2 separate regions of the Homo sapiens genome follow, and region 2 is linked to region 1. A link is a contact called in ENCODE Hi-C or POLR2A ChIA-PET data. All regions are on one chromosome and are shown on one strand. The core of a region is the stretch at or near the end of the contact, and the rest is flanking DNA. Distances in the headings are between cores, read along the strand shown.

Region 1 (4,282 bases), core at 605-3,104:
TAATAACTTTTAATTTCTCTTTTGAAAGTCTCTTGTTTAGATAAATGCCTTTACTAGAAAAACAACTACCACATTAATTTTAGCTAACCCGTTTGGGAAATTGGTCATTTCCAATAATACTTTCATTTATTGTATCAACTTTTGCCAGCCATCTTTTAAAAATAGATACTTTCCTTCTTTAGCATACGCTAAAGATACTTTATCTTTTTTTGATGATCATCATTATGCAAATTAGTTGTTGTGCCATACTCCTTTCTATTTTGATCTTTAGTATATATAGATCTAATAGATAGGGAAACTAAGATAATTCAGAGACTAGATCAAGAAAATGCCACCCCTCTGAAATTTGAAGCTAATAAGGATAAATATTAATATAAAGCCCTTGGCAGAAGGAACCCTTCCTAAAAAAGAGTATATTTCTAGTTCTAGTGAGAGTTGGATCTTTGGATTCTTATCTAAGGCAAGTGATGAGACTGATAATTGAAAGCAAAAAGGTATTCCAAGTGATATATTGATATGTCACATAGATGACTGCATGAACGAGAGTCAAAAGGCTGGGAGTGTTTCCTTGCTTTGGAAGTGCTAAGGCATCTAGAAGTACACTTTATAAAGTTAATAATAAACTAAAATGAGAATGCTATCCTCAGTGTCTTCTTGGAGGACCACCGTATCCGCATTCTGTACTGTGTTTTCTCTGTTGGTCCTATTTTTCTCTGCCCTGTCCTGTGGTCAGCTGTTACTTCTTGGTGTCAACAGACTGTCTCGAGATAAGACTGTTTCTTCCTCCTTCTAATTAATTTTCCATTTCTAATCTATTAAATGTGTAGTGGATCTTTTTTAGAATTGTATCTACAGTAAGAGTAAATTGGCTCTACAAAAGCTATTTTTAAGTATTAGGATCTGAGACGTCAACAGATGGGACTGGTAATATCTGTTTTTTCTGTTGAATTGTTTGTATTTTTCTTATTCTATATTGTTTTATTAATAGCTAAGATTCCCAAAGAATTGACTTCTGGAGAGAGAAAAAAATCTTAACTGTATCTCTGTTTATGAATTGTGTGTTTTATGTGCCCTCTACTACTAAATACATGGTAAGTGAACAGCACGATCTTCATGTTGAAGTTATAACTTACCTTTTCCCGAGGGACAGTTGATTGTTAAACAGGACTGAAGAGTACCAACTTACTGACTTTGTCTGCATATTTTTAATAAGAGGAAAAACAAAACCCAGAAATTGACAGATTTAATTTACACATTAAAGTGTGAACTATAAAATACACGCTTTGAGATAATAGAAAGCAAGGATGGTACATCCCAGAAACTGTTTCCGTGAACCATAAACGCACATTTTCATGCTTTGTAAGTGGGCTGAAGGCCAAGATGCAATGTCATGATGTGAGTCTGTCCAGAAATACAGCTTCTTCTCTGTGTTATTTTGCTTACAACTACTGTGTTGTCTTAGTCTCTTGTGTGCAGTTATACATATCCAAATGTCCCCCATCTTTTGTTCTTGTTATTCAGCTTCTTTACGATAGAAGTGCTTTAGTTCTTTGCCGATATTTTCAAGAGTTTTGTTCTGAAATAACTGCAATGATTTTAGTTTATAAAAGCTTCAGTTTGATTTCATTCATGAAAAAGAAGAACAATTCTACTTTAACATTTGTGGTTCTGTTAAATCTGAGAATTATTTCAGGCCACTGAGAGTCTTCTGTGAGTAACAGCATTTTGTATACAAGAGATTTGCCTCCAAAATGTCAAATTTTAAGGTCATAATATTCTTGGAAAGTGGGAGAGAGCATGCACATCAAAGAAAGCATTTTTATTACAGTGGATTACGCAATACTTTGGCCAGCCTCCTTAGCTTCATCTGTTTAAGGGTTCATTTTCGCTTGTTTGGCACAGGTCCCAGTGAGGCCTTCAGAATTGTGGTTAGCAACATGAATGAATTACAAACTTTGGACGAGCTCTTCAGTTAGTAGAGCTGGCTTGCTGCCAAAAAGACAGTGCCTTATATGGGGTCAGGGCAAAGCTGTGATTCGTTGAGTCCTGCATTGTATAGAAAACATACTTGGGATGCCTGTTTGCTTTCTTTTAAAATAAAAACAAAACAAAACAGAAAAAGCAGCAGGCTTCCAAGTCTATCAAAATAGGAAGTAACAAAATAGTGTGCAGGTTTTACTAATGACAGAGTTAAGCAATGGAAATACAGCTCCCTGTAGCTAAAATACTAGAAGTAAAAGTTGGACTTTTGACCTCCTTAGCCAGCTTGTGATATGAGAGATTGAAGCATTTGGTTAGATACCTGTTGTCTTCCTGCTTTTATGTTTCAGATGGCTTAATAAGATTAATTAGTCTCATGTCCACATGGTTGCTGTGCCACTGGGGTTTGGTATCAGCTAGATATGTTGAAAATTAAAAGCAGGAATAGTTACCTTCCAACGTGCCAGTTCTTCTTTTTTAAAAATTTGTAGTTATGGCCAGGCGCGGTGGCTCACGCCTATAATCCCAGCTCTTTGGGAGGCCGAGGCGGGTGGATCACCTGAGGTCAGGAGTTTGAGACTAACCTGGCCAACATGGTGAAACTCCGTCTGTACTAAAAATACAAAAAATTTAGCTGGGCGTGGTGGCGGGCGCCTCCTGTAATCCCAGCCACTGGGAAGTCTGAGGCAGAATTGCTTGAACCCTAGAGGCGGAGGTTGCAGTGAGCCGAGAACGCGCCATTGCACTCCAGCCTGGGTAAGAGTGAAACTCTTTCTCAAAAAAAAAAAAAAAAAAATTGTAGTTACGTAACTTTTTTTTTTTTTTTTGAGACGGAGTCTCGCTCTGTCGCCCAGGCTGGAGTGCAGTGGCGTGATCTCCTCTCACTGCAAGCTCCACCTCCTGGGTTCACGCCATTCTCCTGCCTCAGCCTCCCGAGTAGCTGGGACTACAGGCGCCCGCCACCATGCACGGCTAATTTTTTGTATTTTTAGTAGAGACGGGGGTTTCACCATGTTACCCAGGATGGTCTCGATCTCCTGATCTCGTGATCTGCCCACGTCAGCCTCCCAAAGTGCTGGGATTACAGGCGTGAGCCACCGCGCCCGGCCTAGTTATGTAACTTTTAAAAAATTGACATGTTGAATGGTAAAACAAGTAAGAACGAAATTTGCTTTTCAGAAGGTCACAAATTTTGCTTATATTCTTAGGTTGGAGAATATAATTACTAGATCTATTAGAAGGGAAAACTTTTAATATATTTTCACATATAATTCATTTATCATTGTAATTTTTTCCATTTAGGCAAATACTCTATCTGGATCTTCTCTCAGTCAGGCACCATCTCATATGTATGGCAATAGATCAAATTCATCAATGGCAGCTCTTATAGCTCAGTCTGAAAACAATCAAACAGGTAAGTTTTCAAGAATTACTAACTCTAAAACCCTACTCTCACCTACTTTAATTTTTTTCCCCTTTTGGTTCATTTTATTTGAAAACATGCAGGGATGTGGTTAGTAGAGGATTTGTACTTTAAAAAAATATTCACAGTTGGAAAATGTTAAATATTTCAGGTGCTGGTTATGTTAACTAGCTTGATTTTATTATTCCACATTACATTCATATATCATAACATCAATTTGTACTCCAAATTTATATAATTACAAACTGTCAATTTACAATAAAAAAGAATCACAGTTGGAAGTAAATAGTATGCTGTGCTGCAAAATAGCAATGTCCTTTTTTTTTTTTTTTTTTTTTTTTTATTGTCTGAAATGGAAATGTTTCAACAGAGCCATCAGCAAGCAGGAATGCAGCAGTGTCTCCTGTGACTTTTGTGATTGATGTGTTCAGTTCTCAGTTCTATGCAATGAAAGTAACATAACACTGGGCTTTTCTGTGAATAGCCTAAACCTTTATTTGCATAATTCATGAAATTGTATTACACAAACTTGGTTAAAAAAATCCTGTTAGAGAATTTCTGCAGTGTTTAGTAATCCTGTGAATGTTCACCAGTTGACGTTTTGTCGCATTTGTCTCTTGTACTGTCTTAATGAGCCACTGGATTTGCTTTGTTTCATTGCATCCTTAAGGATTGGTTGACATGTCCAAGTAGTCATGCCTGTTTGGGGGAAGGGAATGGATTTAGCAGTTCACCAAGAATGGATCAGTCTGTCTTTACCGTTTAAGGGTCAGAGGTTACCTGACTCAGAATAAGGGGAGGACAACCTTGAAAGAGGCCAGATAAGGTGATTTTTATAAGGAACTAACTGCAGGGGAAATACAAGTTACTTTCCAAGCA
Region 2 (4,510 bases), core at 1,356-3,855, 600 kb after region 1:
TACCATTCATAATTTAAAAATAAAGTTTAACAATGGTTTAAATTCAGAATGGATTAAAATGGAGTTGGGGGTGGAAAGTAGAGCCATTCTTAGTAAATATAAATAACTGAAAAGTTCTTCTGAGGAGACTATGTACGAAGTTATCATTGCATCTTTCAGTATAGGCAGATCTCTCCCTCATATAACGGATGTTTCTTGGCGCTTGGAATATCAGATAAAGGTAAAGTTTAAGAAACTTCTCTAGCGGGGGATTTAGGGAACTTCTTAAAACCTAGAGTTAAAAGCTGTTGCGTGTTTGTTGTGTTATTTTAGACCAATCAACTTCATAGGATGTACAGACCTGCATATTTGGTGACCTTAAGTGTACAGGTATTTATAGATAAGTCTTATCCAATAATGAAATTTATAATTTCATTGATTTAAATAAACAGCGTTTCTTGTTGCGTGTTTTTTTTCCTGCCCTAGAACACTGATTCCCCATCCTATCCAGAGATTAGTTTTAGTTGCAGCATGGAACAATTACAGGTACAGTATTAGGATCTATAAATATTCCTGTCTTTTTATAAATGTTTACTTGAGAGTTATACTCTTGGGAAGTTCAAAAGAAAATTAATCTAACCATTTGTCAGCAGATAATGAAGATTGGTTAAGGATTTAATGGGAAAGGGGCATCAAAAGTAGTATTTTAAGATAGGCTTCACTTGAAATTAAGATGTTATTAATAGAGAATTGGTCTGTATTTGCTGTTCTTGCTGATTGAAATAAACTTCTGTAGTGTTTAGTGTAAATTTCTTCTATTCATGATGAGTTTGGTCCAATAAGATAAACAAAATTAAGAGCATGGCTTTGAAAATGTCTTTGCTTTCAGAAATTGAATTAAACTGTCAAAATTGGATTTTGAAACTTTTTAAATGACTTTATAAAGGGGGAAGTATACATAACATTCTAAAACTGTTTATATTGCCCATTTAAGACTGGGAAAATTCAAAACTACATTTATTAGTGGATATGACAACGAATTTATTTCATAGTTTTTAAAAAATGAAGCTCATTACTGGAAATTTAAGTGAAATTGAATTTTTCAAAGGCATCTTCTGCAGAGTCGTTTTAATGTAACTATGAATCAAACTTTCAACTTTCAGAAAATGTGTATACAGCATAACCTTTGTTAGATAACTTGAGAAAATTCAGATGTATCTGGGCGGTTAAGGATCCGGTTAGAAATCATGTTTCAGTGTGAGGGCAAATAACCGATTTGAACATGAGGTATTTCCGAGGAAACGCTTTTTTTGCCCGATAGTAGTTTGTCAAAAGTTAAAATCTTGTTGAATTTTAAACTTGTTTGGAAGGTGTGTCCTGATTTTTTTTCTTGCATCTTTCTTGAGCTTGGATACTTCTTTCCATGTTTTATCCTAAAAACGTGGTATTGTATACACGTCTTTTAGGACTTGGTGGGGAAACTTAAAGATGCTTCGAAAAGCCTGGAAAGAGCAACTCAGTTGTAACTTGGGGAAGTTAACGATCCGCCCGAGTGCAGAGGAAAACCAGAAACGCCTTGCCTTCAGCTGAACCACCGTTTGTGCGAGCTGGATGTCCTTTTCAGTAGAAAAGAATTTTCCTTTTGAATTTATACCATTCATCAATTTTGACACTTTAAAAACGTGTGAAAGGGTTAAGAGGGAAAGATACTGCCCAAGTATTTGAATCGTTTAGTAGTAACTGTCCATTTATCCTATTTTGATCTTTTTCAAGTCTTCTGAAAGGAAGTAGACAGTATTACACCCTGAATAAATAAGGTGTTGTTTTCCACAAAGAGTGATGATATTTTGTTTGGATCTGAGTTCGTGTGTTATTACTTTGTGTGAAGCTAGATAGGAGTAGTGTGAACTTTTAACGATAGCCTTTTCTCAGGATTAAAGTTAAACACGGAGGAAACGATGCGATCTCCTGGGTTTGTCGCAGACCCCTGCTTCGGGGCTCCGGGGGCGGGCGCGGGCGGCTGCCCGGCCCGTTACCTGCGCCCGAGGGCTCGCCCACAGCCCGACCCTCGGCCGCCCGGTCCCGGCCCGGCGCGGAGCCCCTGCCCGGAGCCAGCCGTCGCCCGCGCGCGCCCCGCCTCGGCCGCCCGCGGGCGGGGAAGAGGCCGGCGCGGCCGCGGGCTGGCGGGCAGGGGCGGGCGCTGTTGTTTCCGCGAGCCCAACTTGGGCGCAGGTTCCGCGCCGCGGCGCCGGAGCCTGGGCCGCAGCCCGCGGGGCCGGCCGGGGGGCGGCGGCCGCGGGACGTATGCGCCCCGGGAGGAGGCGGGCGGCCGGGAGAAAGAAAGAACGGGGGGCGGGGTGGGCTGCGCGGCGTGCGGGGCCGGAGCGGCGGCCGCGCGGAGCAGGGCGGCGCGTGTGGCGCTGTGGAGAAATGTCTCCGCCGCCGCGGCGCGGAGCGAGGGAGGGGGCCGGGCGCGCGGCGCGGAGGGGAGGGGGCGGCCACGGGCCTGACTACACCGACACTAATTCCCAGGCCGCCCTTAAGGAATGAGGGGAGCACGTGACCCGCTGGGGGGGCGGCGGGGGGAGGGGGCGGGCGGACTCCGAGCCATTTTGGAGCCGGTGTCAGTTTCCACTCTGCCTTCAGCGGTGCATTTTTTTCCACCCTCCCCTCCCCCTCCTCCCCTCCCCCCGCTCGCACGCACACACACGGCGCCCCCCGCCCGCCCGCCTCCCCCACAGCAACTATGAAATAATCGTAGTATGAGAGGCAGAGATCGGGGCGAGACAATGGGGATGTGGGCGCGGGAGCCCCGTTCCGGCTTAGCAGCACCTCCCAGCCCCGCAGAATAAAACCGATCGCGCCCCCTCCGCGCGCGCCCTCCCCCGAGTGCGGAGCGGGAGGAGGCGGCGGCGGCCGAGGAGGAGGAGGAGGAGGCCCCGGAGGAGGAGGCGTTGGAGGTCGAGGCGGAGGCGGAGGAGGAGGAGGCCGAGGCGCCGGAGGAGGCCGAGGCGCCGGAGCAGGAGGAGGCCGGCCGGAGGCGGCATGAGACGAGCGTGGCGGCCGCGGCTGCTCGGGGCCGCGCTGGTTGCCCATTGACAGCGGCGTCTGCAGCTCGCTTCAAGATGGCCGCTTGGCTCGCATTCATTTTCTGCTGAACGACTTTTAACTTTCATTGTCTTTTCCGCCCGCTTCGATCGCCTCGCGCCGGCTGCTCTTTCCGGGTACGTAGGAGGCGAGGCGCCCCCGGGACGGGGCTGGGGGCCGGCGGGGGCCGCGCGGGGCTCGGGGCGGCCGCGGGTGGAAGGGGAGCCCCCCCCGCGCCCCGGCCGCGCCGCCGGGAGGGCGCTGACAGCGTGGGCGCCCGGCCCCGCGCCCCGCGCCGCCCGCCCCGCGCCTGCCGGCCCCGCGCGCCGCCCTCCCCGCGCCCGCGAGCGCGCGCCCGCCGCCGCCCGCCGACTCCCGCGGCGCCGGGACCGACCCGCAGCCCGCGCCGCGCCGCCGCCGCCAGCAGGGCTCGGCGCCGCTCCAGCCGCCGCCGCCCGCTCAGCCCCGGCGCGCCGCGCGCGGCCCCACGTTTTAGTTCCCCGCTCCCCCGGGCGCCCCTCCGCACCCTCGCGACGCACATGGCCCCCGAGAGGAGTACTGGTATTTCCAGCCTCGGCGGCTCTCCCGGCCGCAGCGCCCTTTGTTGAGAGGTAGATTTGGATGAAACGGGGACGGGTTCCTGAAATCGGGAGCTGCTTGGGTCAAGTGGCTTCCCTCCTCTCCCGAAGAAAGGGCTCTGGAGGGGCTCCAGCAGCCAGAGAACGCCCCCATTTTATAGGGACGGGTTGCGTGGGGGGCGGCCATCCCGCCAAGGTGGGTGTTAGGCTGGAGAGAGCCCCGACGAAAATGTTATTAACTTAAGTTGGGGGGACACTTGTCTGAGATTGGATGGCTGGTAAGATGGCGGTTCCCAGTTGTTTCCAAGGTCTCCTGCATTTGTGTTTAAAATGCTGAAGTTTTCAAGGTGGTGTGTGTTGGGAGTCTTGGATAAGTGCTCTGAACATCGCTTGGGAGGTGCTCCCTGGGAAGTGGGCATTTCAAATTTGGAGCTTTTTGTGGAGTGAAGATGGTGACTGGACGTTAGCTTTGCTGGAGGCTTGCTTTCTCACTACTTCTTTTTCTCCTTTTTCTTTTTTCCCCTTTTGGAGACTGCAACTTTTCTCTCGACTTCTACTAAAGGATGCACTCAGCATCATGACTCCAGTCCACTATCTTTTACAGGTTTTGCTAAATGTCAGCATAGGTCATTTGGCAAAGGGATGCTTTAGAAAAGAGCACTAAAAAGTTGATTGCATATGTTTACGCAGTCACTTGGGCTTGACAGTGATATGGCATGATCTTTTTCCCAGAGATTTACAGTTAATAATTGGAAGTAAACAAGTAGAGAGACTTTGATCATTACCACTTGCAATAAAAGGATTTAGTGGGCTTAGTGGTCACGGTTCAATATATGAAAGAGAAGCATGTATTAACCCCTTCCCTT

What was found. Hi-C counts contacts between places; a loop is a spot of excess contacts on that map. ChIA-PET counts read pairs that join two places held with the same protein, here RNA polymerase II (POLR2A). Pooled maps may share reads with other maps.
Region 2: a pooled map shows a loop between it and region 1 (3-fold over the local background). The contact joins the promoter of BMI1 here to the enhancer-like site in region 1. A Hi-C loop is called at or near these places in 1 of 168 maps with a recorded cell type or tissue (gastrocnemius medialis), 3 of 37 single-sample maps with no recorded cell type and 12 of 50 pooled maps. POLR2A ChIA-PET finds 5 or more read pairs at or near these places in 1 of 52 experiments (activated B cell).

The regions. Positions count from the first base shown.
Region 1 is chr10:21,722,962-21,727,243 of GRCh38, forward strand. It overlaps MLLT10 (MLLT10 histone lysine methyltransferase DOT1L cofactor), which reads left to right. Exons shown (of 23, transcript NM_001195626.3): 15 at 3,283-3,394. It overlaps LOC107984214 (a long non-coding RNA gene), which reads right to left. Exons shown (of 2, transcript XR_001747388.2): 2 at 3,562-4,102. Among named protein-coding and RNA genes, the nearest start is that of MLLT10, 190 kb to the left of the region's middle. RefSeq lists an enhancer at 3,561-4,062. Within about 2 kb of position 1,855, at least 9 of the 41 ENCODE cell types and tissues checked have a DNase peak (open chromatin) inside an H3K27ac peak, as active enhancers do.
Region 2 is chr10:22,318,494-22,323,003 of GRCh38, forward strand. BMI1 (BMI1 proto-oncogene, polycomb ring finger) reads left to right here and starts at 2,606. Exons shown (of 10, transcript NM_005180.9): 1 at 2,606-3,203. It overlaps COMMD3-BMI1 (COMMD3-BMI1 readthrough), which reads left to right. Exons shown (of 14, transcript NM_001204062.2): 5 at 466-525. It overlaps COMMD3 (COMM domain containing 3), which reads left to right. Exons shown (of 8, transcript NM_012071.4): 5 at 160-220; 6 at 313-369; 7 at 466-525; 8 at 1,446-1,813. The coding sequence ends at 1,505. RefSeq lists silencers at 2,091-2,350, 2,411-2,580, 2,771-2,970.